Regions from separate parts of the Homo sapiens genome. Here region 2 is linked to region 1. A link is an interaction called in ENCODE POLR2A ChIA-PET data of the cell type or tissue named here. Cell type or tissue: IMR-90. All regions are shown on one strand. Links, peaks and the distances in the headings refer to the core of each region. The heading gives the core; the rest is flanking DNA. Region 1 overlaps DCAF8 (DDB1 and CUL4 associated factor 8). Region 2 overlaps ATP1A2 (ATPase Na+/K+ transporting subunit alpha 2).

What was found. Peaks named below come from ENCODE experiments on the same cell type or tissue, not always from the same donor. Only the 100,000 strongest peaks of a DNase experiment are listed, where the experiment ranks them.
Region 2: POLR2A ChIA-PET joins it to region 1 with 12 read pairs; 3 of 35 experiments call an interaction of 5 or more read pairs at or near these places.

What each region holds. Positions count from the first base shown.
Region 1 is chr1:160,243,331-160,259,324 of GRCh38, reverse strand. DCAF8 (DDB1 and CUL4 associated factor 8) reads left to right here. Exons shown (of 14, transcript NM_015726.4): 3 at 15,291-15,365. The coding sequence starts at 15,317. Among named protein-coding and RNA genes, the nearest start is that of DCAF8-DT, 10 kb to the left of the region's middle. RefSeq lists a silencer at 7,160-7,289. In IMR-90, for the core only: no CTCF peak of the experiment used is centred there; a DNase peak (open chromatin) is centred at 2,454.
Region 2 is chr1:160,138,755-160,151,226 of GRCh38, reverse strand. ATP1A2 (ATPase Na+/K+ transporting subunit alpha 2) reads right to left here. Exons shown (of 23, transcript NM_000702.4): 21 at 11,486-11,587; 22 at 11,243-11,334; 23 at 7,636-9,933. The coding sequence ends at 9,905. Among named protein-coding and RNA genes, the nearest start is that of ATP1A4, 6.6 kb to the left of the region's middle. In IMR-90, for the core only: no CTCF peak of the experiment used is centred there; no DNase peak of the experiment used is centred there; H3K27me3 peaks cover 763 bases.

The DNA.
Region 1 (15,994 bases), core at 241-5,240:
CTGACCTTGTGATCTGCCCGCCTCAGCCTCCCAAAGTGCTAGGATTACAGGTGTGAACCACCATGCCCGGCCAAAGAGTTCTTTTTTCAGCTCCACAGCTGGACCGTCTTAATAATATGACAGCACAGATGAAGAGTTTTAAACCTTTTGTTGGCTTTTCTTTCGTATCTTTTTGGCAAGGGCACATGAAAATTAAGTACTGATAATATCACAATGAAAGCAGCTGTGTCATTCAGACCAGTGACCATTTTAGGTTTGATGAACTTTTCATTACCATCATCCAGGGTCTAAATTCTCCATTGTAAGGTAAGGATTCTCCAGGGTGGTGGTGAGGTGGGTTGAGATTGCATTTGTATCATTTGTGTTTTTATGAACTCTGAAGATCCATGTCGGGTGAAGGAAAGGATGGGAGGAGAAAAGGAAATACTTTGAAAGAGGGATAACTTGGACTGTTTATTTCCTTATGTGCTGGGTAAGAATGTCCAGGTGACATCTATATGTAGTAAATCAGTATTTCTAGTCTGTGGACCACACTGTAAACTTTTTATCTTTCTAAAGTTTTTTTTATTTTTGTAGAGATAGGGTCTCACTTTGTTGCCTAGGCTGGTCTCAAACTCCTGGGCTCAAGTGATCTTCCCACCTCAGCTGAGTAGCTGGGACCGCAGGGGCATATCACCATACCTAGCTAATTTTTGGTTGTTTTTTTTTTGTTTGTTTGTTTTTTTAAAGAGATGAGGTCTTACTTGCCCGGCTCAAGTGATGCTCCCATCTTGGCCTCCCAAAGTGCTGGGATTACAGGCATAGCCGCAGCACCCAGCTTGAAGATATTTTTATATTTCCAGGGTTTTAGGTGTTTACTTAAGAATTGTGACATCTTATTAGGTAGTATTTCCTAGGATGATTAGAGTGGGAGGCTAAGAATGCTTGTGACCTTTTAGTTCCCACCACCAACCTCTTAAAGTGCAGTCTATTTATTTATTTTTGAAATAGGATCTCACTCTGTCACCTAGAGTGCAGTGGCACTATCATGGCTCACTGCAACCTCGACCTCTTGGGCTTAGGTGATTCTCCCATCTCAGCCTCTCGAGTAGCTGGGACTACAGGTGCACGCCACCGTACCTGGCTAATTTTTGTATTTTTTGTAAAGATGAGGTTTCACCATATTGCCCAGGCTGGTTTCAAACCCCTGGGCTCAAGCAATCCTCCTGCCTCAGCCTCCCAGAGTGCTGGGATTACAGGCGTGAGCCACTGCACCCTGCTAAATGCAGTCAATTAAATGTATAAGAATCTGCCAGGCTGAGTGCGGCTGGCTCATGGCTGTAATCCCAGCACTTTTGGGAGGCCAAGGTGGGAGGATCACTTGATCCTAGTTGTTCAAGTCCAGCCTAGGCAATATTGAGACCTTGTCTCTACAAAAAGTTTAAAAAAAAAGCCAAGCATGGGGCAAGTACTTGCAGTCCCATCTCCTTGGGAGGCTGAGGTGGGAGGATTGTTTGAGTCCAGGAGGTAGAGCTGAGATTGCGCAGTGATCACTGCAGTGCGCTGAGATTGCGCCTCTGCAGTTTAGTATGGGCAACAGAGCGAGACCTAGTCTCAAAAAAAAGAATCAGTTCCAGTGCCATGGTCCTTAGTGTGGAGTAGGACCAACCTAAGACAGAAGCTTGTCTACAGAGAGCTGAAAGAAAGCAGCCTCTTTGTTGCCAGTTTAAAACAATACTGGCATTTTAAAAGCAAACAGATTCTAGTAGGAGACATTGTATAGAAGCGCACCCTGTTGTGAAAGACTGGGATCTTGAGTTTCGTGCTCTAAGTCTTGTATTCTATCAGGGGAGTAATAGGCTTTTAAAATCATAAAGTGACTATTAAAATGCTTTCAGTAGATAGATTCATTACTCCATTATTTCTACTGTATAAAAGTTTATTCTAAACATGTCTAGGAAATATCCAGATTATAAAAGAGAAATAACGGTATCCAAACCAGACTTTTTATTGCATAACATTGGTGTTAGAGTTAGTTTTTAAGTCTCTGAGATTGAATTAGCTTTTTTTTTTTTTAAAGCAGATTATCAGTGAGCTAAGATAATCTGCTGTTTACCCTCACCTATTTGGAACACAGGCAACTGAATTAATTGAATCAGCAATAGGCATGGGGTAGTGACTTTGTATATTTTCATTTTAGAGCCAAAAGCCAGTGAGTTTTAGATTAGCTTTATAGTAATATTAAAAACTTCATCTTTTATTTTTACAAATGTAGCCAAGAAACATCATTGCTGTTAAAATCAGTCAGAAAAGGAGGCTACTTGCTCTTTATTGATTTAGTCATTCTGCTCTTGGAGTGAGTAGAAAGTCTTTGAAAGCTTTTCAAAAATTAGCGAGTGATGAATTTTATGAATTAGTCACTTCTTTGCAGCAGTTTTTTTTTATCTCTACCTCTGTAGGACATAGTTCCTGGGCCAGAAGCCAGATTTCTCAAGTACCATCTAACCCCAGGAATGTGTTATGATACAGATAAATTAATGAACGGAGGCTGCCTTGAGGTTGCCAATAGGGCATTGGGGAGTAATTAATATGACAAAGATGTCATCTTATTAATGAAATGTATTAATAGTATGTCTAGTGGATTGGGTCAATGCAAACATTTTAGATTAGATATTTGCTGTTTATCCTCTGAAGTTACTGTTTAAGGAAGTCTGGCCAAGTTCTAAAGTGAAGCATACATATTTGCCTCACGTGCCATTTTTTTTTTTCTTCCTGGCTTTTTCTTAGCCATCTGGAAAGCTACTATAGGGTTTACCTCTAATGGTAGTCAAGTTACTGTATTCCTCTGGTGTACTTTAATGATTGCCACATTACCAGGTATGTTTTGTTAACCTTACTTAGAATCCAACATTAGACCCTTTCTTCTAACCTAACCTGTAGGAAGGCACTTCTTGAGGTTTTAAGCCTCTCTTTAATGTTTTATTGTAAGTTGTACCTTGGGAGCATCATTTTTTCATCTTAAATCCTCTCCAGTTTAAGAAAAATTTGAAATATAAATGGCAAAAACTGTTAATGGCAACAGACTTCTGATGTAAATGTAAATTGAGATGGAAACAAAATGAAAAGTAGATTTCCCTAGGAATTAGTTAAACTGAGATAAATGGTCCTGGATGTTTTTATAGAAAGTTCTCTTAGCCAGGTGCAGTGGCATGTACCTGTAATCCCAACTACTCGGGGGGCTGAGTTGGGAGGACTGCTTGAGCCCAGGAGTTTCAGGCTGGCAACATAGCAAGACCTTGTCTCTTAAAAAAAAAAAAAAAAAAAAAAAAAAAAGTTTGCTTAGTTCTGCTGCTGGAAATTAACACTTAAGGGTTAGAGTGCATTCCTGACATAGTCTGAAATACTGTTATTAGAATTAAAGCCAGAGGCCATGCACGGTGGCTTACATCTGTAATCCCAGCATTTTGGGAGGCTGAGACGGGCGGATCACCTGAGGTCAGGAGTTTGAGACCAGCCTAGCCAACATAGCAAAACCCTGTGTCTACTAAAAATATAAAAATTAGCCAGCTGCAGTGGCATGCACCTGTAGTCCCAGCTACTTGGGAGGCTGAGGCGGGAGAATTGCTTGAACCCAGAAGGCAGAGGTTGCAGTGACCCAATATCACACCAGTGTACTCCAGCCTGGGTGACAGAGTGAGACCCTGTCTCAAAAAAATAAAAATAAAAAAACAATAATTAAAGCCAGTAAACTATAAACACTGGGCATTTTATGTTACCAATAGGGAGAGAAGGCATTAATTCAAAGAAGGAACAAAGTTCCTTATTCATAGTTTGAATCCTCATCATTATCCATGGTGATTGCTTTGCAGTCTTCCATCTTGGGTATCCTCAGAACCTTCAAGAGGGAGAAGAGGCCAGGTGTGGTGGTACATACCTATAATCCCAGCACTTTGGGAGGCCAAGGTAGGAGGATTACTTGAGCTCAGGAGTTTGAGACCACGCGGCAAGATAGTGAGACTCCGTCTCTACGATAATAATAGTAAAAAAATCTATTTTAAAAATTAAAAGAGGGAGAAAAACTTAGGGAGGCTTATATTGTGGGTTCCTGGGTAGATTGTCTTACTGCAGTTCGTAGAACATGAATACTTGAAAGAAGATATTAACGGAGCTCTCTGAATTCTTTAAAACGCCAGAAAGGGTAAGCAGATTTCATAGACTTGGGACTGTGTCCTATATTATATACGATGTTTGGAGAATCATTGCTGAGTGGTAAAGAGGTCCAGGATTTTCTAGGAAATGTAGTCTGGTATAGAGATGGGAAACTAGAAAAATAATATAAATGGCTACTATGTACAAACAGGCTCTTAGCATACATTATTTTTAATCCTCTAAATTCCTGCAGGGTGGTAATATTATCCCATTTTACAAAAGAAAAACTCAAAAGCAGGTGGTAGAGGTAGAATTCAAACCCAGGTCTGTTTGACACCAAAGCCCTTTTCTTTCTTTCATAACACATGCTGTCTTTAAAAATAGGACTTTTCTTTTTTCTTTTTTTTTTAGATGGAGTCTTGCTTTGTCGCCAGGCTGTAGTGCAGTGGCATGACTTGGCTCACTGAAACCTTCCCCTCTCGGGTTCAAGCAGTCCTCCTGCCTCAGCCTCCGAGTAGCTAAGACTACAGGCGCATGCCACCATGCCCAGCTAATTTTTGTATTTTTAGTAGAAATGGGGTTTTACCATGTTGGCCAAGATGGTCTTGATCTCTTGACCTCGTGATCCACCCGGCCCGGCCTCCTAAAGTGTGGGGATTACAGGCGTGAGCCATGGTACCTGGCCAAAAAAAAAACCAGGGCTTTTCAAAGCCAAGAGATGAAGCTGAAAGGTAGAATTAAATATTTCTTATAAACATATGTATATAAATTATTCAAATGACAGTAGGAATACAAACTTTTTTTATTGTTTAGACATAGTTATGCTATATTGGTAAGCTAATGAGTTTTTAAGAAAACAATTTTTTTTTTTTTTTGAGACAGAGTTTCGTTCTTTGGCCCAGGTTGGAGTGCAGTGGCACAATCTTGGCTCATTGCAACCTCTGCCTTCCAGTTTCATGCGATTCTTCTGCCTCAGTCTCCCCAGTAGCTGGGATTACAGGCATGCACCACCATACCTAGCTTATTTTTGTATTTTTAGTAGAGACGGAGCTTCACCATGTTGGCCAGGCTGGTCTCAAACTCCTGACCTCATGATCCGCCTGCCTCGGCCTCCCAAAGTGTTGGGATTACAGGCATGAGCCACGCACCCATCCCAGGAAATAATTTTTATAGATTTAAGAGATAGCTGAATCCTAGTGTTTTATGATTCTTTACTGGAGAGAAAATCAGCATTCCATTCAATCTCTGAGATAATTCCAGGGGAAAAGCTGTTCTGACTCTTACAGCCTTTTGACAGTATACTGTTCTCTGTATTTTTTTGGAAGCATGGACTATCCTCCTTACCTTCTTGGTTTTTTTGTTTGTTTTTCTGAGACAGGGACTTGCTCTGTCACCCAGGCTGGAGTGCAGTGACCCCATCACAGTTCACTGCAATCTCGACCTCTGGGACTCCAGTGATCCTCCCACTTCAGCCTCCCAAGTAGCTGGGACTACAGGTGTACACCACCACACCCTGCTATTTTTTTTTTTTTTTTTTTTTTTTTTTTTTGAGATGGAGTCTCACCCTGTCGCACAGGCTGGAGTGCAATGGTGCGATCTCGGCTCACTGCAACCTTTGCCTCCCAGGTTCAAGTGATTCTCCTGCCTCAGCCTCCTGAGTAGCTGGAATCACAGGCGTATGCCACCGCGTGTGGCTAATTTTTGTATTTTTAGTAGAGACAGGGTTTCACCATGTTGGCCAGGCTTGTCTCAAACTCCTGACCTCAGGTGATCCACCCGCCTCAGCCTCCCAAAGTGCTGGGATTACCAGCGTCACTTAGACGTCAGCCACTGTGCGCAGCCTAATTTTTAAATTTTTTCTAGAGACAGGGTCTCCTGATGTTGCCCAGGTTGGTCTCAAATTCCTGGACTCAAGCGATCCTCCAGCCTCAGCCTCCCAAAGTGCTGGGATTACAGGCATGAGTCACTGCGCCCAGCCTATCCTCACCTTGAAACCTTTTTATTCTTGACTTCCAGAGGTTTAATTTTGATTATTCGTTCTTCTCAATTTTTCTCTCTGCTCTCCTTTCTCTTCTCTAAGGGTAGGTATTCCTCAAGATTCTTCCCTTGAACATCCTCTCCCAGAGCCTTCTTAGGTAACTAATTGTTTGTTTTAGTGAGATATGATTTACAAGGTGTTTGATTTTGAAGTTTCTCTGTACAGATAATTCACAAGTCTGTATCTCTGGCCTTACTTTATTTAAGTTCCAAACTTAAATTTGTTCGTCAGTACCTTCCTAACATGTCGGCTTGGATTTTAAATTTATTCAGAATAATTTCTCATCCCACCTGCCAGCTTCTCATTTGTGTCACTTGATTTTCTCTGGGCGCCAGACTAAGAACTTGTCCTTCTTAACTCAGCTTTGTAACTGCTTATTGAGCTAAACATTATCTACCTTTACAACGATTCTCATGTTGATCCCTTTTTAATTCCTTTTGCCATCAACCCAAGACAGCCCCTCATTACTTCTTATCTTGGCAACTATAATAGCTTTTAAACTTGTTTCTCTTTCCTTTTCCTTCATTTCAGTCCATCTTATTATCTTTGACAAAATAATTTCTCTGATGCCTGACTGCCTGCCCCCCAACAACAAAGCTTTTATTATACTTCTTAACTAATCAACTATACCTTACCATCTAGCCAAAGTAGACTACCCATATATGTTTCTTGACCATGTCAGGTTTTTAACCTCCATATCTTTTCTTGCTCTGGTCCTGTGGAATGTCTTTCTCAACTCTACCCGTTGAAATCCTGCCTGTCTTTTAAAGCCCATCTTAAAAGCTAATTTTCCATGGAAGCATTTCGTTTTTCCCTGAAACTAAATATAATCTTTTCCTCTGTTCAACCACAACAGCATTCTATTTATCTTTTTAAAAAATGATAGATACTTTTATCTCTTGTATCACTCATTTTTCCTAATTGATTAATTGGCTACAAATGGGATTGTGACTGCCTTGTTTATATTTGTAGCTTCTAAATTGCCTGGTACCAATGCTGTTGTGTAACAGCATGTTTGCTTACACATAGGCCACTGGGTGGTGCCAGAGGCTTGTGATTTGTATAAAAATGAGTAGCCTAGACTCCCAGCTAGAGTCTACCTGCTAGAGTCTCTCTGCAGTTGGGTTGTTTGTACTGTCAGATCTTCAGCACAGTAGGAATAGAGATTAATTTTTCTGTTACAGAAACATTCAGTTTCTTTCTGCTCATCTGTCCAGCCTACCAGAGGAGACAGTGTCATATGTTGGACCCCTCCAAGTACTTAATAGAAAATAGCCCAGAACTAAAGTCCTACCTACCATAAACATGCTTTATATAATGAGTTTCAGCCTCTTTGGGGTCATCCTTTGAGTTTCAGTGCCTGAGGTTCTCTGATTAATAAACACTATACGGCCAGGTGCAGTGGCTCGTGCCTGTAATCTCAAGCATTTTGGGAGGCCAAGGAAGGTGGATCACTTGAGTCCAGGAGTTCGAGACCAGCCTGGGCAACATGTTCCCCACCACCATCTCTACAAAAAATTTAGCTGAGTGTGGCAGTATGCACCTGTAGTCCCAGCTACTGGAGGGGCTGAGGTGGGAGCATCACTTGAGCCTGGGAGATCGAGGCTTCAGTGAGCTGAGATCACATTACTGAATTCCAGCCTGGACAACAGCGAGACCCTGTCTTAAAAAAAAAAGAACATCTGCAAAACCACTATGCTATTAGAGTGTGGAAGGCAAGTAGGCTTGGAGAAGTAAGTGTTTCTTGTGAAGGAGAAATATTAAGAAAAGTAAAATAAACTTAAAATGAGCCATTTCATCTTGGAAACAAAAATTGGAGGTGGAGAAAGTAGAACTAGTTGATACCAGATGGACTGTGGGACCTAGAAAAGCAAATTTGTACTTTGGATGGAGATCAACCCTGAACAGCTGCTCATTTATGAGTGGTATGGGACATCTGTCCTCCCAAGAGAAACTTGGGACTGTGTGGCTCTCTGTCTTAATAATAATTGAAGTATTTTCTTATCACCTTCTTCTTTCAGAGGAAATTCTAAAACCTTGTCTCATTTAAATATGGGTGTTTATGTAGGAGAGTTGGGCACTTGAGTAGCAGAATGAGGCAGGCACTGGTTTGAGAGAATGCTGGGATTATATAAACCATGAGATTTGACAGACCGAATTCAGGTCTTAGTAAAGGGATCAAGGACAATAATAATATTTACACGTTGATGTTTCGATCGGGCTCAAGGTAAGGTAGTTGTCAGACCAGTGTTCATAGACCCTAGGCACCAGAGGATTTAAAATGAAATTCAGAGAAATTTAAAAAAAATAAAGAGCATAAACATACAAATTAATAGTACAACCACAAGAACAACTTTGAGCTACTTAAATTTCTGCTATTCTTAGTTATCACCAAGACAATAGGGTTGTAGACTTTTTATGTATTTAGGATTCATCTTGCCATTAATATGGTCGCTGATAAATCACACAGGCAGTCTTGGTTGCAGCAAAAATCCTTTCAGCACTTTCGTTTTCAAGTGAGAAGTCTGGACATTATGCTCTCATTTGCTATGATATATTGACCATTTTTGTCAACTTCTATTAATCACAGCCTTGAGAATTTAGTGTTTTTAATGGTATTATGTCATTTAACAATTTGCATGATTTTCCCCCATCACTCTTCTCTCATCCTGTTTTTTTTTTTTTTTTTTTTTTGAGACAGTTTCGCTCTTGTTGCCCAGGCTGGAGTGCAATGGTGCGATCTTGGCTCACCGCAACCTCCGCCTTCCAGGTTCAGGCAATTCTCCTGCCTCAGCCTCCCGAGTAGCTGGGATTACAGGCATGCACTACCACGCCCGGCTAATATTTTTGTACTTTTAATAGGGATGGGGTTTCTCCATGTTGGTCAGGCTGGTCTCGAACTCCTGACCTCAGGTGATCTGCCCGCCTTGGCCTCCCAAAGTGTTGGGATTACAGGCATGAGCCACTGCGCCGGCCTGCATTCGCTCTTTTTAGGCCACGTTTATTAAGGTATAATTTATATACAGTAAAATTTATCCTTTTTTGAGTTGGCCTATTCTTTTAATTCTGACAAAGGCATAGTTATGTAACACCACTGTGATTGGCGCATGGAACATTTCCATCATTCCAAAAGGTTTTCTCATGCCCTTTCGTAGTCAGTTTCATTCCCCTACCTCCAAGCCCTGGCAATCCCTGATCCCTCTATTCCTATAGTTTTATCTTTTCCAGAAAGTACTATAAGTGGAATCATATATTGTATAGCTGTTTGAGTCTGAATTATTGCACTTACCATAACATACTTGAGATCTATCCATGTTGTTGCTTGTATCAGTAGTTCATTCCTTTTTATTACTCAGTAGTATCCCATTGTGTGGACCTACCACAATTTGTTTATCTATGACCCAGCTGAAGAAAATTTGTTTCCAGTTTTTTGATGAATTTAAGTAAAACTATTAAAACATTCACCTACAGGGTATTTTTAATTTTGTGGACATACATTTTCCTTCTTGTTTATCTTATTTATTTATTTTTAAAGATGGAGTATTGCTGTGTTACTCAGGCTGGTCTTTAATTCCTGGGCTCAAGCAGTCCTCCTGCCTCAGCCTCCCAAATTGCTGGGATAACAGGTCTGAGCCTCTTTTTTCTTGTATAAATTCCTGAAGCTGAAGTGGGATTCCTGAGTTGTATGATAAGTGTATATTTAACTTCATAAGAAACTGCCAAATTGCTTTTTTCAAAGTAACTGTACTGTTTTGCATTTCTAGTAACAGTGTATATGAGTTGTAGTTGCTCTACTTCTTGTTAGTACTTAATAAAGTAAATTTTTGTTATTTAAACAATTTTTGACCATTCAAATAAGTGTTTAGTGGATTCTCATTGTGGTTTTAATTTATATTTTCCTAATTATTAATAATGTTGAGGATCTTTTCAAGGGATTATTATTTACAGTACTTTTTTTGGTTTGTTTTTGAGATGGAGTCTCCTCTGTTGCCCAGGCTGGAGTGCAGTGGTGCGATCTCAGCTCACTTGCAACCTCTGCCTTCTAGGTTCAAGCGATTCTCCTGTCTCAGCCTCTCCAGTAGCTGGGACTACAGGCATGTGCCACCACCCCCAGCTAATTTTGTATTTTAATAGAGATGGGGTTTTACCACGTTGGTCAGGCCAGCCTCAAATTCCTGACCTCAGGTGATCTGCCCGCCTCAGCCTCCCAAAGTGCTGGGATTACAGGTGTGAGGCACCACACCCGCCCTCTTTTTTTTTTTTGAGATGGTGTCACTCTGTTGCGTAGACTGGAGTGCAGTGAGTAGCAGGATCATAGCTCACTGCAGCCTTGAACTCCTAGACTTAAGTGATCCTCCCACCTCAGTCTTCCAAAGTGTTGGGATTACAGGTGTGAGCCACCATATCCAGCTCGCGATAATTATTTAGTTGTGACAGTTTTTTTTTTTTCTTTTTTTGAGATGGAGTCTTGCTCTGTCACCAGGCTGGAGTGCAGTGGCGCGATCGCAGCTCACTGCAACCTCCTCCTCCCTAGTAGCTGGGATTACAGGCACGCACCATCATGCCTGCCTAATTTTTTTGTATTTTAGTAAAGACGGGGTTTCACTATGTTGGCCAAGATGGTCCTGATCTCCTGACCTCGTGATCTGCCCACCTCGGCCTCCCAAAGTGATGGGATTACAGGCGTGAGCCTCCACGCCCAGCCCCAGCCTGTTGCGACAGTTTTAAAGGATATTCTGGTTACTGTCCTTGATCAAATACATGTTTTGTAGATACTTTCTTCCAGTCTGTAGCTTGTCTTTGCATTGTTGTAACAGTATCTCTTGGAGATATTTTAATTTTTTTTTTTTTCTAGATGGAGTCTCTCTTTGTCACTCAGGCTGGAGTGCAGTGGTACTATCTTGGCTCACTGCAACCTCCACCTCCTGGGTTCCAGCGATTCTCTTGTCTCAGCTTCCCCAGTAGCAGGGACTACGGGCATGTGCCACCACGCCCGGCTAATTTTTGTATTTTTAGTAGAGACGGGGGTTTCACCATGTTGGCCAGGCTGATCTCGAACTCCTGACCTCAGGTGATCCACCCGCCTTGGCCTCCCAAAGTGCTGGGATTACAGGCCTGAACCACCGCTCAGATTTATCAGAATTTATTAATTTTGATAAATCCAACTGATTAATTTTTTTGTATGTGCTTTTTGTGTCCTATCCTAAGAAATTGTTGCCTAACCCAAGGTCACAAAGGTTATTTTCTTTGTTTTCTTCTGGAACTTGTGTTGTTTTAAGTTATATTTAGGTCTGTGATTCATTTTGACTTAGCTTTTGTATATTGTACAATGTATGGATTGAGGTTCTTTAGTTTTTTTCTTTTGGCAGTTGAATGTTCAGTTATTCTGGTACAAGTTGAGCATCCCAAATTAAAAAATCTGAAATCTAAAATGCTTTGAAATCTGAAACTTTTCGAATGCCAACTTGATGCTCAAAGGAAATACTCGTTGGAGCATTTTGGATTTTGAATTTTCTGATTTGAGATGCTCCACTGGTATATTGCAAATATTTAAAAATTTGAAACACTTCTGGCCCCAAGCATTTTGGGTAAGAGGATACACCGGACAAGGGATACGTAGTCTCTTATGCAGATCTTTCATCATATTAGAGGAAAAGAGCAGCCCCAGTAGTTTTAAACAAGAGACACTTGGTATCTCTTTTACAGAGTACTCTTATCCAGCGTAGTAAAGTCTTTCTGCCTGGTTTTTAGTTAATATTTTGTCATGTAATTGGTTAAAAATTTAAGGCTTTATTCTTATTAAGACAAGAAAAATCTAGGTCACTGGAATTTCTTAGTGAAATTAAAATGGCACCTGGGTCTTTTTTCCTCACCCTCCAGTGGGTTACTCTTTAACCTTCAGTTTGGCAGGAGTTATGGTTATTTTTAGAGTAGGAACAGTGGAGCTAATCTAATTAAACTCCTCCAACTACCTGGGACAGTGAGCTCATCAGCTTTTCCAACCTCAGCAAGATTAGCTTTGGACTAGATTTTACATGAAAGTTGATCAAAGTAAAAATAGTGGATTTGTTGGAAATACAGTGAAAAGTGAAGAAGATAGTTTGGATTTGAATCAAATATGTTCTCTGCAGACCTCAGTTTATAAAGTTAAGACTGTATTCTTTGGTAATGGAAAAGATTTTTTATTTTTTATTTTTTTGGAGACTGTGTCTTGCTCTGTCGTCCTGCCTGGAGAGAAGTGGTATAATCACAGGTCACTGCAGCCTCAACTTCTATGGCTCATGTGATCCTTCCATCTCAGCCCTACCCCAAGTAGCTGGGACTACAGGCATATGCCTGACTGATTTTTTTCTTTTCTGTAGTGACGGGGGTCTTCTTATGTTGCCCAGGCTGGTCTCCAACTCCTGCCTCGGCCTCCCAATGTGCTGGGATTATAGGCGTGAGCTGCCGTGCCTGGCTGGAAAAGATTTTTCAGTGGCTCCTATACTTGACACCTAGGGCACAGCATCTCTGCCTCCTTGACTGATTTATAGAGACAAGGGTCTCACAGTTCTGCCCAGGCTGGTCTTGAATTCCTGAGCTCAAGCAGTCCTTTCTCAGCCTTCTGAGTAGCTGTGATTACAGGTGCATGCCACACCTGTGAGCATCAGGTTCCTGCTCAAAGTTTTCACTCATATAGGTTCATAATCAAAGTTTGGAGACCACTGCTCTAGAGTATCCTTCTGCAGAAATTTTGACATTTAATTCTACTTACTTTTATCATCTGTGCACATGTATTTTCTAGAGCAATTATGAGTCAAAAGTTCAGGCAGTCTGGGCTCCTGTAGGAGTTGATGCTTGGTTTTGAGAGAGGTTCTCTGCAGCTGCTTTTGAATTCTCTGGGAGTGGATAATAGTGGGGTGAAACGTATGGTAAAGAGTTTTGATTATGGAGGTGGGAAAACATCAGATCTGTTCTTCATGTTACACTGGTCTGCTTATTACCTTAGTTTATAAGTTTTTTTTAATTTTTTTTTTTGAGACGGAGTTTGCTCTTGTTGCCCAGGCTGGATGGGGTGCAATGGCACGATCTCGGCTCACCACAACCTCCGCCTCCCAGGTTCAAGCAATTCCCCTGCCTCACCCTCCCTAGTAGCTGGGATTACAGGCATGTGCCACCATGCCCAGCTAATTTTGTATTTTTAGTAGAGACAGGGTTTCTCCATGTTGCTCAGGCTGGTCTCGAACTCCTGACCTCAGGTGATCTGCCCTCCTCGGCCTCCCAAAGTGCTGGGATTAATCTTAACAAAGTAGTACATTTTCCCCACTTGATAGGAATTAATATAATTTTAAACTCTAGATGGAGAAGATAGGCTCCTATTCTAAAGAATATAAACAAGGACTGTTGAGAGGGAAAAACAAGTGCTGTGTGAGGAATGCTATACAAAACTGTCTACCTCAAAAATGAGGAAAACAAAATGCATTGCAAACAGCTTCTCACTATTTTTCTTCATGTTGCTTCACATATCTGTTTTTTGTTGCCATTGTCTTTCATCATCACCCTTCCAGGTGTCCCTTCCTGAAGTTCAGTCAGCTTCAGCCCCAGTCTTGCAGTATTTCTATTCCCACCTTGGCCTATTATGAACAATCTTTGGGCTACTGTCTTTTGACAGAGGATACTTTTAATGAAGCAGCTTAGATTTCTATAGAGGGTAGCGGAGGAAAAGATAAGGATGAGGCTGCTTCTGGAATAATTGTCATGGGAATGAAAGGGCTGTTGAAAGATTAGAGGCCAGTGTGCCTGGGTACAAGGACTGGGGTCATAATTATACTTTGTCTTTTACTAGTGCCTTTTGTCCAAGTCACTGAAAGGGCTTAATAAAATTCTGGTCTGAATAATATTATTCTTTGCTCTTTGGAATTTACTGGAGGTGGCAGTGAGGCTCTGAAAAAAATATGAATGTTTTATAGTGGCATAAAAGGAAGTGAGTTAGATACCCTGATTCCTTGTTAAGGAAAGATGAGTCTGGTGAAAGCTGGTGCTGTTAGGTGAAACAGTGTTTGCCATTATATGAAATGGGATGAGATGGTTTAATGGAAATGTTGCCTTTTTCTTCCCCACCTTTGTCTTTGTGCTTAGAGACTCTGACTGTTAGTCCTAAGGGAAACAAAACAACTTAAGCTTCTTTCCTAGGGATAGGGTGCTCCTGATTTCTAGTTTCAGCTCTATAATCCTTAGTATCTGTGCCTTTAATAAGTTTGAAGTTAGTTGGGCTGGGCGTGGTGGCTCATGCCTGTAATCCCAGCACTTTGGGAGGCCGAGGCGGGCGGATCACTCGGGAGATCGAGACCATCCTGGCTAACACAGTGAAACCCCATCTCTACTAAAAATACAGAAAGGTGGGCATGGTGGCAGGCGCCTGTAGTCCCAGCTACTTGGGAGGCTGAGGCAGGAGAATGGTGTGAACCCGGGAGGCAGAGCTTGCAGTGAGCCTAGATAGCGCCACTGCATTCCAGCCTGGGCGACAGAATGAGACTCTGTCTCAAAAAAAAAAAAAGAAAGAATAATAATAATAGGTTTGAAGTTAGTCATCTGAGTGAACAGAAAGCTCAATCTCTTCCCCCAAGAGGTTGATTTCTGTTGATTTGTGTGTAAAATGATACTCAGAATCTGACCCACCTCTTTATGTTGTGAAAACAAGTGTTGTACAGAGTTTGAGGATACATATGTCACTTATTTACATTGGAAGATTCTTGCCTAGGGGGCAATGCTGAAGTTAGCTTTATGTATTGAGTTGAGACTCTTGGCTTGCAGTACCTGTCATTTGATATGTGCCTCCTGTTCCAGGTTTTATTTTAGTTCCCACTTTCGCATCTGAAAAATCACTGCCAGTTACTCAGTGAGTGAAGTAAAGAGATGGCACTTGACCTCCCCAAAAATATATCATTATATGGATTTTAAACATAGGGAAGAAAACATAAGGAAGAAAAAATTTCACAAGCTGAGAAGACCTGTTAAGCATGCATACACAAATCATTTTTATAAAAATGATAAAACCTGTACATTGTTAAATCTCCTTGTCCCTATTGTCTTCTTTCCCAGGTGGTTTCCTAATTGTTTTGGTTTCTTCCTCTCCCAAACCCAGGCTGGCTACAGCAAACATCATTCAAGATGTCCAGCAAAGGGAGCAGCACAGATGGCAGAACAGACTTAGCTAATGGTAAGGGGCCAAAATGAAGGTGAAGCTATTTTTACTATCAACTGAGGTTGTCCTCCTCCCTGCAAGATAGAGTGGAGGCCTGGATTTTAGTGGAGAGAGGGAAACTTTCCTGTGTTGTTCTGAGTTTAGGAAACTACACAGGAAACACCTTGGACTATATTATGCTTTTGCTTCTTCTGATTTTATCTGATCATTTTCAAAATATCAATAACAGAGCTGTACTTCTAAGAGGTCAAGTGGTTTGGAGTTCTATAAAGCTATAAGGATGGGCAGAACCTAGGAAATGCTGTTAGTAAAGGAGAAAAATAAAATCTAATGGCTAGTAGGAACAAGGGAATTTTAGGGAAGATGAGCTTCCCAGTTATATTGAGAGGTCCCTTTCCACAGTAAGTAGTAGTTTGATAGAGAGATTACATGGCTGGGCATGGTGGCTCATGCCTATAATCTCAGCACTTTGGGAGGCTGAGACAGGCAGATCGCTTGAGCCCAGGAGCTTGAGACCAGCCTGGGCAACATAGCGAGACCCCGTCTTTTTAAAAAAAAAAAAAAAAAAGGTGATTACATAAGGGATGAAGTTACAACCCAACTAGGAGTGGGACATCTTTCCCCTCCTTATTTCCTTTCCTTAC
Region 2 (12,472 bases), core at 3,689-8,688, 110 kb after region 1:
ATCGAGACCTTCGTGGCCAGTATGGTGAAACCCCATCTCTACTAAAAATACAAAATTTAGCCAGGTGTGGTGGTGGGCACCTGTAATCCCAGCTGCTCGGGAGGCTGAGGCAGGAGAAACATCTGAATCCAGAAGGCAGAGGTTGCAGTGAATTGAGATTGCATCACTGCACTCCAGCCTCGGTGACAGAGTGACTCCATCTCAGACAAACAAACAAACAAACAAACAAACAAACAAACAAACAAAAAACCATAGCAGGGAGCTTACAAAATGGTGCAGTTGCAGTTTGGACTAATATTCTCCCGTCTGTTTTTGAGACTCCATCTCAAAAAAAAAAAAAAAGCAGGTACTCTGTGTGTGTTTTTTAGCAAGGCACACTTTTCCACTAACATTGGGTTTGATCTTTTAATTTTAGGAGATCAGCTAGCAGAATAGATCAGATCTTGGGCTCTGGAACCAGTCCTGGATTTCAATCCCAACTCCTCCACTTGTCAGCTGTGTGGCTTTGAGCAAGTTACCTAACCTCTGTACCTCTCTTTTCTTATTTTTAAAAGAGGATACCTTCTACCTTAAGTGAGGTGCTCTACAAAAAGCACTATGTGACATATATAGTATGTGCTCAATAGGTAGCTTGAATTCAGTAGTAGTTTTATTTGTGGATTAATATGCAGCTCTTCTCAGTGAGGGTAAAAATATGCTTTTCCATGTGATAGCGTTGCATTTTCTCATTTTAAAATGATGTACTTACCTCTTCCATTGACCTTCTCTGGTGTCTCAGTAAGTGCTTTGACTATATTAACTGTATATATGTTTTGCATGTCCATAGGATTCTACCTCCTTCCAAGAATAATCTGAAGCATCTATACTTTTCTGTCAACCATTATATATATTTTTCAATTATGCACGTCACATAGATTTTCCCATTCTGTTGTTTGATATTTGTTTATTTACTTTTTGAGACAGGATCTCACTTTGTTGCCCAGGCTGGAGTGTAATGGTGCGATTATGGCTTACTCCAGCCTCAACCTCCCAGGTCCAAGTGATCCTCCCACCTCAGCCTCCCAAGTAGCTGGGACCACAGGCATGTGCCACCATGCCCGGCTAATTTTTTTTATTTTATTTTAGTAAAGACGGGGTGCCCCTGTGTTGCCCAGGCTGGTCTCAAACTCCTGGGCTCAAGCAATCCTTGGCCTTGGCCTCCTAAAATGTTGGGATTACATAAGTGAGACACCAAGCCTGGCCTGATATTTATTTAATTGCATTTTGGTTGGGCATGCTTTTTAAAAATATGACTGTATCTGGAAACATTCATCTTGGTGCTGATGCAATCCTCCTTGAATATTCAGAAATAGAAATGCTCCCTTCCCAGCTGGGATAAATGATCGTCTATTTCTTTAACAGATTGGATTTTTCTTCTCTATTAAAAATGTTTAAGATAAAAATTGAAAGCCCCACCTTCCCTCCCTCCAAACTCAGATTCTCCCCACTGCTGAAGTTACTGCTGGTAACAATGTGCTGCATGTCCTTCCAGTCTTTTTTCTATGTTTATACAAATAGATATCTAAAAGGAGGTATTTTTCAACTTTTAAACAATCATTCAACTCTCTACCAACCTGTCATGTACATAAAGCTTCTTTTTTTCAGTGCTGTGAGGCTTCCATATTCTGTATTGACCATGCTCTATTCAATCATTCCCATTACTGATGGATTTATGAGATATTTTCCATTTTTTTAACCATTAATAAAATTGCTAGAGTGTCATTCTTGCACATAGATATCATCAGGCCCTTGAGCTTCTATTTCTGTAGAATCAGTTCCTGTTGCTGAATCATAGAGTACACTCATTAACAATCTTAAAAGATTCTGCCAATTGGTCTTTAAAAGTGTTTATCTATCTGCATCCCAACAACAGGATGCAAGAATGTCTGCCTTCCACACCTTTGATTATGCTAGATGACCTTGATTTTTACTATTATAATCAGTGAACTTTGATATCTTGTAGTTTTAATTTGCATTTTTAAATTGTCAATGTGAGCATTTTCTCTTATGTTTACTGGCTTTCTGGTTTTCTTTCTTTCTTTCATTTCTTCTTTTCTTTCTTTCTCTCTTTCCTTTCTTCCTTCCTTTCTTTCTCTCTTTCTTTCTTTTGACAGGCTGGAGTGCAGCGGTGCAATCTCAGCTCACTGCAACCTCCACCACCTGTGTTCAAGCGATTCTCGTGCCTCAGCCTTCTAAGTAGCTGAGACTACAGGCACACGCCACCATACCCAGCTGATTTTTTTGTATTTTTTAGTAGAGATGGGGTTTTGCCATGTTGGCCAGGCTGATCTTGAACTCCTGACCTTGGGTGATCCGCCTGCCTGGGCATCCCAAAGTGCTGGGATTACAGGCATGAGCCACCATGCCTGGTCTTGGACTTTATTTATTTATTTTGTAAATTGTCATTCTTACAATTTGCCCAATTTTCCATTGTTTTCTTTTTTATATTGATTTGTAGGAAACCCTTGTCATATATAACACAAATGTTTTCTCCCAGTCTTTGTGTTTAATGTAGATGAACATAAAATTCTTAAGAAGAAGGTTAGAATTAAAGTTAAAATTCATATGTTTTTCTATGCATCATCTATGTGACAATAACACTTAGCTCAGTCTTGCAGATGGGCATTGCCCAAAAGCAACTTTATGGAGATACAATCAATTGAAATTATTTTTAGAAACCTCATTTTGTTCTAGAGATCTTAGCTCAAAAGTCCACCTCTTCGGAGAGGCCTTCTCTCATAGTTAAATCCAAAACAGCCCCTCCGGCGCCAGCCCTCTCTCTATCACTTTTGATCTTCACAACACTTCTCTCCCTCTGAAATTATCCTGCCTGTTAACTGTTGACTTGTCTGATTGACTTGTCTTGTTGACTTGTCTGGTTCTCCATGACCCTAGGGACCTTCCCTGTTTTTTTCCACAGCTATATACCTGGCTCCTAGGATAGTGCTTGGCACAGGGCAGCTGGTCCACAAATAGTCCCTGAATAGATGTTGAATGACTAATGAGTTTTCAGGTTTTATCTTAATGCTACAAGGTTTTGATAATTGCCACTTTGGTCTGATTTTTTTTTTTTTTTTGAGACGAAGTCTCACTCTGTTGCCCAAACTGGAGTGCAGTGGTGCAATCTCAGCTCACTGCAACCTCCACCTACCGGGTTCAAGCGATTCTCCTGCCTCAGCCTCCTGAGTAGCTGGGACTACAGACATGCGCCACCATGTCTGGCTAATTTTTGTATTTTTAGTAAAGACAGGGTTTCACTATGTTGGCCAGGCTGGTCTTGAACTCCCGACCTCTTGATCTGCCGACCTTGGCCTCCCAAAGTGCTGGGATTACAGGCGTGAGCCACCGCGCCCGGCCAGTGGTCTGATGTGTTTTAAAATCTGTTGGGGTAAATATGTTAGCATCAGTGATCTATTCATTTGCTTCATAATTACTTAGAAAAAACCTCTGAGATTCTTGCCTGATTACTCTTGCAGCTGAATGTCACAACCAATATGTCATGTTTTATAAAAATGCAGCGAGGATTTTAATTGATATTGAATTGACTCTTTCATAGTAACTTATTTTTATCTTTACTACGTTCTGCCTTCCCAAATGGCAGTCAAGTTTAGCTTTCCATGAATTCATGTTTTTTTATTTTTCTCATTGTACTTTTAAATTTTCTTTAATAGTTACTATGTGCTGCACACAGTAAACCTTGAGCGTAATTTGTTTTCATTCTATTGTAAATAGAAGCTCTTTATGCTGTATTTTCTGTCTCCCTAATATTTAGGGATACATTTGCTTCTTTGAAAACTGATACCCATATACCCTGTAACTTTGAATTTATTGCTTCTAGGATTTTTTTTGTTATTGATGCTGTTGCTTTGTTTTGGCTGAATTTCTTGGATTTTTAGGGAGTTATGCTCGCTAAAAACAAAGTTTTATTTATTTAGAATTTTTATTTATTTATTTTTATTTTTTGAAACAGAGTCTTGCTCTGTTACCCAGGCTGGAGTGCAGTGGTCCAACCATGGCTCATTGCAGCTTCAACCTCTCAGACTCAAGCGATCCTCCTCCCTCAGCCTCCCAAGTGACTGGGACCATAGGTGTGGGCCACCACCCCAGGCTAATTTTTTTTTTTTTTTTTTTAATAGAGATGAGGTCTCACTGTGTTGCCCAGGCTGGTCTCAAATTCCTGGGCTCAAGCAATCCTCCTGCGTCAGCTTCCCAAAGTGCTGGGGTTGTAGACGTGAACCATAGCACCTGGCTTATTTAGAACTTTTTTTTTTGGAGATGGAGTCTCTGTTGCCCAGGCTGGGGTGCTGTGGCACCATCTCGGTTCATTGCAACCTCTGCCTCCTGGATTCAAGTGATTCTCAAACCTCAGCATCTCAAGTAGCTGGGATTACAGGCACCCGCCACCATGCCTGGCTAATTTTTTTTTTGTATTTTTAGTAGAGACGGGGTTTCACCATGTTGGCCAGGCTGGTCTCAAACTCCTGACCTCAAGAGATCCGCCCACCTCAGCTTCCCAAAGTGCTGGGATTACAGACGTGAGCCACCGCGCTCGGCCTTTGTAGAACTTTTAAACACAAACTGCTTATCGAGGATTTCAAATGTTTTATTGCAATTATTTGTTATAGTTGCTGTTATTGGTTTTCTAGACTTACTACATCCTTTCCTCTCTTCTCTGAACATGATTACATTTTCTTTTTTTTTGAGACCGAGTTTCACTCTTGTACCCCAGACTGGAGGTGCAATGGCGGGATCTCAGCTCATTGCAACCTATGCCTTCCGGGTTCAAGTGATTCTCCTTCCTCAGCCACCCGAGTAGTTGGGATTACAGGCGCGCGTGCCACCACGCGCAAATTTTTGCATTTTTAGTAGAGACAAGGTTTCACTACGTTGGCCAGGCTGGTCTCAAACTCCTGACCTCAGGTGACCCACCTACCTCGGCCTCCCAAAGTGCTAGGATTACAGGCGTGAGCCACCGCGACTGGCCCATGATTATATTTTCTGATACACTTTTTCCTCCAACATTTTTATCAGTAATAGATACTGAATTTTACTGATAGCCTCCTCAACCTTTTTTGAAATGATTATTTCATCCTTTGTCTAGTTAATGTTAGTTGTTTGTAACATTTTCCTTGTAATATGCTATCCTTGCATTCCACCATTTGGGGTAGTCAATTTATTATCTATATTAAATATAAAATTTTAACAAAATAGTACTTATCTCATAAAATAGGCTGGGCAACACAAAACACAAAATAATTTTTTATATTCCAGCACATTTTAAATAATATAAGGAAATTCTTTGAGGAATTTGCAAAAAATCCTTCATTGAATTCACTGGAGCCAAGGATATTTTTGAAAGACTCACTTTGTATTAAATGTCTTCCTTTGATATTGATCTAACCACTTTCTTCCTATTTTTTGCTGCGTTCTTAGCATTATGAATATTTAGTGACTATCTCTGATTATCTCTGATGCATGATCACATTTCCTATTCTGTAGATAAAAAGAAAATGCCATGGAAAGACTTTCTGCCTGGGTCAAAAGTTGGCCTTAGCTTCTCAGATTACATTCAATAGTAAGATTCTTCTTTTTGCTAAAATCCTCTAGCAGACCATCAAATCTCTTTGGATCTTTTTCTTTCTTTCTTTTCTTTTCTTTCTTTCTTTTTTTTTTTTTTTTCTGAGATGAAGTCTTGCTCTGTCACCCAGGCTGGAGTATAGTGGCACAATCTCGGCTCACTGCAGCCTCTGCCTCCTGGGTTCAAGCCATTCTTCTACTTCAGCCTCCTGAGTAGCTGGGATTACAGGTGTATACCCGGCTAATTTTTGTATTTTTAGTGGAAGACAGGGTTTCACCATGTTGGCCAGGATGGTCTCGAACTCCTGACCTCAAGTGATCTGCCCACCTTGGCTTCTCAAAGTGCTGGGATTACAGGCGTTAGCCACTGTGCCTGGCCTGGATCTTTTTCTTAACCCCCTACCGCATCTTTGAGATCATATCTTCTCCCTTTCTCACGGATCTGCCTTGCCCCTGCTGCTCAAATGTTAATTGTCCACAAATTCCTGGCTCCCTTGGCAGCCTCCCCAGTTCACTGAGCCATTGGGCTAGTCAGGCTCTGTCCATGCACATAGGCTTTCTGTTCTTGCAGTTGCAGAGCATGGCATGGTTAAGAGGGCAGGCCCTGGAGTCAGACTGGCCTAGGTTTGAATCCTGCTTCAGATGCTTACTACCTTTGAAACTTTGAATAATAATTTAACTTTCTGAGCACCAGTTTTCTCATCTGTAAATTGGAGATAATAATAGTCTCCATCTTACTGAATTACTGTGAGGATCCTTTCAGTCATCCAACACATATTTATTAATTGTCTAACGTGTGTCAGATGTTTTAGGTGCTAAGGATAAAGGTGTTGAACAAAAGAAATAGAGTCTCTGTCTTCATGGAACTTATACTGGAGGAGTCAGACAAACAAAAGCATAAACAGCAACAAAATACATGTATATCTTTCTAAATATTACATCTAGCTGTCTTTCTATCTAAATTTAAGGTAATAAGTATTTATGAACAAAAACGAAGAGAACAGAGAAAGAGGTTCCAGGAAGTCATTTTATTTGAGGTCCTCTGTGAGGATCTTACTGATGTTTAAGGAGTGATCTGAATGAAGTGACAAAGCCAGGCATGTGAATAACTAGGGAAAAGTGTTCCTGGCAGAGGGACCATCAAGAATAAAGGCCCTGTGGTGGGATGAACGGAGACTATACAAATAAAATTTTGGCATAGTTATGGCACAAAATGAGCTGTGATTAAGGCTCTTATAATCACTACTAACTATAACTGTCATTAATGACACTGTTAAGAGTCATAATAAAGGGGCTGCAATATGGCTTGGGCAAGAATTGACTTCTGACCGTTATTCTGAAATCCTGGCATAGGTTGTAAGAGTTGGTGTCTTTCTCTCTCCCATTCCCAGGGCCCCCCTGGAGCAATGCACACCCACCCACCCACCCCTCCATCTCCAGCACACAAGCGTCCCCCCTACTGCTCATTACATTCTGTCCATGATGGTTTCTGATGTCTACTACTCAGGTGAATTTCAAGGATTGCATCCACTTTACCCCCACCCCTTAAAGAGAGCACCCAGGACAAAGCTCTGCATGAAGTACAGATTGTGAATTGGTGTTGACTCTTGGGCTCCTCAACCCACTATCTCCTTCCCCCATCCCATCAGATAGAGAATGGCCTGATTTTGGTCTGGAACAGAAAAAGCAGAAGTGCCCCTGAGGATCTTGTTCTTAATAGACTCACAGGCCCCTCCCTGTCCTGGACAAACTCTTGTGGCTCTTAGGGTGGGATCAGCATGAGGAAGGAGGCTCCTGCTATAGTTTCTTGTAGGTTATTTTGCAACCTAACTTCTTCCCCTCTTGCTTTCTCCACGGACATCATCTGCTCCCAGACCATTTCCCTCCCATCCCTGACACTTGCTATCTCTTTGTTGCTTTCCCTACAAGCCGAGTTCTGCCACAGCACATATTTCAATATCACGATTTAGGAGGGAGGCAAGTATAAAGTGTAGAAATCTGAATTATGGAAGAGATTTCTTTTTTTTTCATAAAGAAATGCCACTTTATTATTTTCAAGTACATAGGTAGTACCTCAAACTAATGTCTTACAAAAGGTCACCAATAAAGATCCTGTAGATGTTTCTTTAACAAATACATAAAGATTGATGATAATTAGCCCATGCACTCGCTGCTTCTAAAAGGATATTTCTAAAGTGCCTGAAAAGTATTGTTTTTGGTAGACTAAACATGCCACCTCTAGCAATATTGTTTATGCTCTTAATTTACTAAAAAAATGCCATTTTTATTGATTGTGCAAAGATAAACTTTTGTCCACAGTTAGTAATCTCCAATTAATCGGATCCAAATTAATATTGTCTCCCACTTAGATTCCCAGGCCCAAGGCAATGACTCCCTTACTTCCTTGCTTCTGATAAAGCAAAATTCCAGTGCAATGAAATGACAGCCTTTGGGAGGTGGTTTATGGGTCTGACCCAATGCTTGTCTTTTGTGCTTCCTTCCTGTCTGCCTTAGGTCTTCCATTTTCCTCAGATGTCTTTCTCACTTGCATGACCTATCTAGGTCTCTCTCTACAGGACATTCCCAGTGCCTTCTAAGCCAGGCTTAGAGAATGGGCAAGGCTGCCTGCAGAGCAAAAGTGTTAGATAGGGAGTAAGGGAAAGAAAGCTATCTCCTGTAGGAACCTGAAACCAACTCTCCAGCCCAGGGTAAGTGGGCACAATGATCGTCGGTTTGAAGGGCATTTGCCTGGAGGGAACAGCCCTGCCACCTAAGACGTCAAAAGCAAATCATTTTTTTTTTTTTTGAGATGGAGTCTCACCCTTTCGCCCAGGCTGGAGTGTAATGGCACGATCTCAGCTCACTGCAACCTCTTCCTCACAGGTTCAAGCAATTCTCCTGCCTCAGCCTCCTGAGTAGCTGAGATTACAGGCGTGTGCCACCATGACTGGCTAATTTTTTGTACTTTTAGTAGAGACAGGGTTTCACCATGTTGGCCAGGCTCGCCTCGAACTCCTGACCTCATGATCCACCTGCCTCGGCCTCCCAAAGTGCTGGGATTACAGGCATGAGCCACCGCACCCAGAAAAAGCAAATCTCTTAGTATTTTTCCTCTTGTCCAAAGGTTCTGACCATGTTCATGACCTAAGCTTGTCCCTGGAAGCATACATGTCCCTGGGAGACAGGAAGGTTCAGGGAACTTCTCCACCCTGATTCTAGCCAATGGCCAGCGAACTCCTTTTCCAGGGTTGGCTTGGCAGTGTCGGGGAATGATGCAGGTTCATCGGGATGGGCATGAAAAGAAAGGGAATGGAAGAGGCTGGGAAAGAACTTGTGGCCATCCCTTTCAGAACAGCATGGAGCTCTGAGGACTTAGTATTACAGAAGGTGAAGTGTTATTAAGTACATGAGTGACATCCGGACCTTGTGGACTAAGAGGACCCCTAACCAAGGGTCAGCGGGGAACTCTGTGGCACACAAGTGTGGCATTTCTGGAAGCTCTTGATTGCCTTCTGGTCCTGCCTCTGCTGCTACCCTGATGAGATCTGAGTTTGTTCTGCTGGTGGGGTATTCTAAAATGTGGGACGTAGAGCTGGAGTCCACGACATCTATCTGGAGACTCATGTCAAATGTCCTGTCATTGGCACTACCTCACTTCCTTTGTTGTTTCCTTCCTCCAGCCAGCCCTACCTCCATCTCCCACCTGTCTGCCCAGCTCTCCCTGAAGGTCCCTTACCAGCCTCGACTGGGAGACAAGTCCACCTTTTCCAGTCTCAGGCTCTTGCACTCACCAGAAGAACCTTTTGTGATTGCAAGGTCTGAAGGGGAAGCCAGGGATAGAGTCCTGCAGGAAGCTAACGGGGGTGGAAGTGGGAAATGGAGTGAGGCTGGGGTGATCTGAGAGGGCTTCCTTCTGGTTTAGATGGGTTCCTGCTTTTGGATGCTGATCTATTACAGTAGGAAGTGGGGTTGAAGGGATGGGAGTGGGCAGGGTGGGGTAACCCTTAATTCCTCAGAAAAAATAGACAACATAGTGGAGTGGGATGGAAAAGGATCTGGTCGGGGGGACTCTAACACATAGTGTCTAATCTGATTGTTCACAGTTAGGTCTATGGGGTCATCACCCCAATTTATATACCCCGCAACTTAGCCTGCTGAGTTGCCTCATTATCTCTCCCCAAATGTTGCCACCCAATGCCACCCGTTATTTCCATCCCTCTCCATCACCATCCCCACAACACCTCCAGAGCTCCCCATCTTTCCATGCCTGGTTCTTCTTCCAATGGGGTCAGTAGTATGTCTCCTTCTCCACCCAGCCTGTTAGAGAGATTGGGAGTGGAGATTGCAGCATGAGCTTAAAAGGAGGCAAGAGATCAATTTCCTAGGGGCTTGGGTCGCTGAAGCCAGGTGGAAGGAGAAGCCTGGTGAAGGGCACTGGGGGAAGTGGCTTAGGAAGGTGGAAGGAGGCTGGGTGCAGTGGCTCATGCCTGTAATCCCAGCATACTGGGAGGCTGAGGCAGGCGGAGATCAAGACTCCTGGCTAACCCAGTGAAACCCTGTCTGTACTAAAAATACAAAAAATTAGTCGGGCATAGTGGCATGCGCCTGCAATCCCAGCTACTCTGGAGGCTGAGGCAAGAGAATTGCTTGAACCCAGGAGGCGGAGCTTGCAGTGAGCCGAGATCGTGCCACTGCACTGCACTCCTGGTTGGGCGACAGAGCGAGACTCCGTCTCAAAAAAAAAAAAAAAAAAAAAAAAAAAAAGAAGGTGAAAGGGAGGAGAAGGAGGTCCAGTGAGCTGGGGCCATAGGTTAAAGGAAGGGAGGGTGAACCTGCCTTTAGGGGAGACTTGTATTTAGCACATTGGAGGCTGGGGCAGAATAGGTCGAGGGTGAAAATGCAAACGCCCACAGGGCCTCTTCAGGTGACGAACGAGAGTCTAAGGGAGCAGCTGTCCATTCTTGCTGTGCAGAGATGTGGACATGGGATTAACAGCTCTTCTGATCTTCAGGAGAAGTCGAATTCAGATTTTATGTGAAAGACCCTAAATTTTCTATATCGGACCAATTAATCCACCCTCCTCCCCCCACACACACAAAATATGGCACAGGTCAAACCAAACAGTATTCCTGGACAGTATTTGGTTTGTAAGCCATCATATTTTAACCTCTACTAAGTGATTAAAAAACGCTTGTAGGAAAAACAATAACTTGTCGGTTGATGAGTGGGGATCAGGAGGCCTGGGTTCTAGTACCAGTCCTGCTATTCTTTGCTTTACGACCCTGAACAGATTCACCTCTGAGCCTCCTCTATCTGTAAAATATGGACGTGGGACTAGGTGACCTGGAAAGGCCCTTCTAATTCTGATGTTCTGTGGTTTCAGGTGGAAGGTGGAGGGCCTCGGAGACCAACTGTGAGTTAGGCGGGGTTTAGAATCTGATGGGAAGAGGGCAGAGACAACAGGTTCGAAAGAGTCAGGGCTCCTGGGACCTGGGACCCCAGGATCTGAGGGTGTTGAGGAACAGAAGCAGGAACCAGTAGTGGGAGTGGAGTCTGCGTGTGGTCCTGGAGGGAGGAGCTGGTGGTGGGGCTTGCACTTTGCTGGGGGGAATGTGGAGGGGCTTACCACCAGGATACCGCCGCAGGATGAGCTTTCGGACCTCATCATAGATGAAGATGAGGAGGCTGTAGGGGAAGGCGCAGAACCACCAGGTGACTCTGAAAGCAATGGAGGAGAGTGTCAGCAGCATCAGAGGTTGGCTTGGTGGCTGTCACATAAAGGAGCATTCAAAGCGATCAGAACTTGGATCCTGGAGGGGGCTGAAGGCCCCCCGTATGACTACTCAGGCCGCCCGAAAGAGACACTCACTTGAGCGGGTACATGCGGAGGGCTACACCCATGCCTGGGCAGTAAGAGAGAAAGGCAGCCAACGCCGTCTCCTCCAGGAGCCCAAAAATCAGGATCTTGTTCCTGAAAGGCAAAGAAAGGAGGTGGCAGGTGAAGGGGGATCATGGAGGCAGAGATCCTGGGATACCCCTGGGGTGCAAGGGAAAGAGGAGAGAGAATTCTAAACGACATAGTCGCATGTCTTCTTCCAACAGCCTCTTCTCATGCTTTATGTAACCAAAGGAAGATGTTATTTGTTTTTCTGCTTACTGAGTTTACGTCCGAATGTTGTCTATTGCACGTATATTCATTCATTAAATAATTGTTTCTAGGTGTTGGGTGACGTGTTCTGTACTGGAGACACGGTGGTCAACATGGGGCCTGTCTCATGATCTTGTTATTGCTCCAGGCACAGGGCCCATGAAAGTGTGTCTCCCCAGCAAGATGCTTGAAAGCTCCTTCAGTGCAGGGCCCATGTATGTCTTCTACCGTCTCAGCATCTCCCACAGTTCCTGGTGGTGGTTTCATTATAGATATTTAATTCAGAGAATGTAAAGGGGATCACTGCATAATAAGTGGTTAATATATGTTCACTTTATCAGAATTGAAAAGCAGGATAGAATAAGGAGGTTCTCAGGGCAGTTTCTGCAGTCAGACAGGTGGTGTCTATTCCCAGTTCTGCCATTGACTAGCTTTGGGTTGCAGGCAATGTTGAATTTCTCTGAGCCTCACGTTCCTTCTCTATCAAATGGAGATTTTACCTTTTTATCATAGGGTTGCTGGGAAAATTAAGGGAGATAACACGTGAAAAGCTCTGCAATGTTCTGTCACTGAAATGTTCAGTGACAGACCTGGAAAATGTTCAGTCACATTATTACTCCACTTTTTTTTTCTGAGACAGAGTCTCACTCTGTTGCCCAGGCTGGACGATCACAGCTCACTGTAACCTCCACCTCTTGGGCTCAAGTG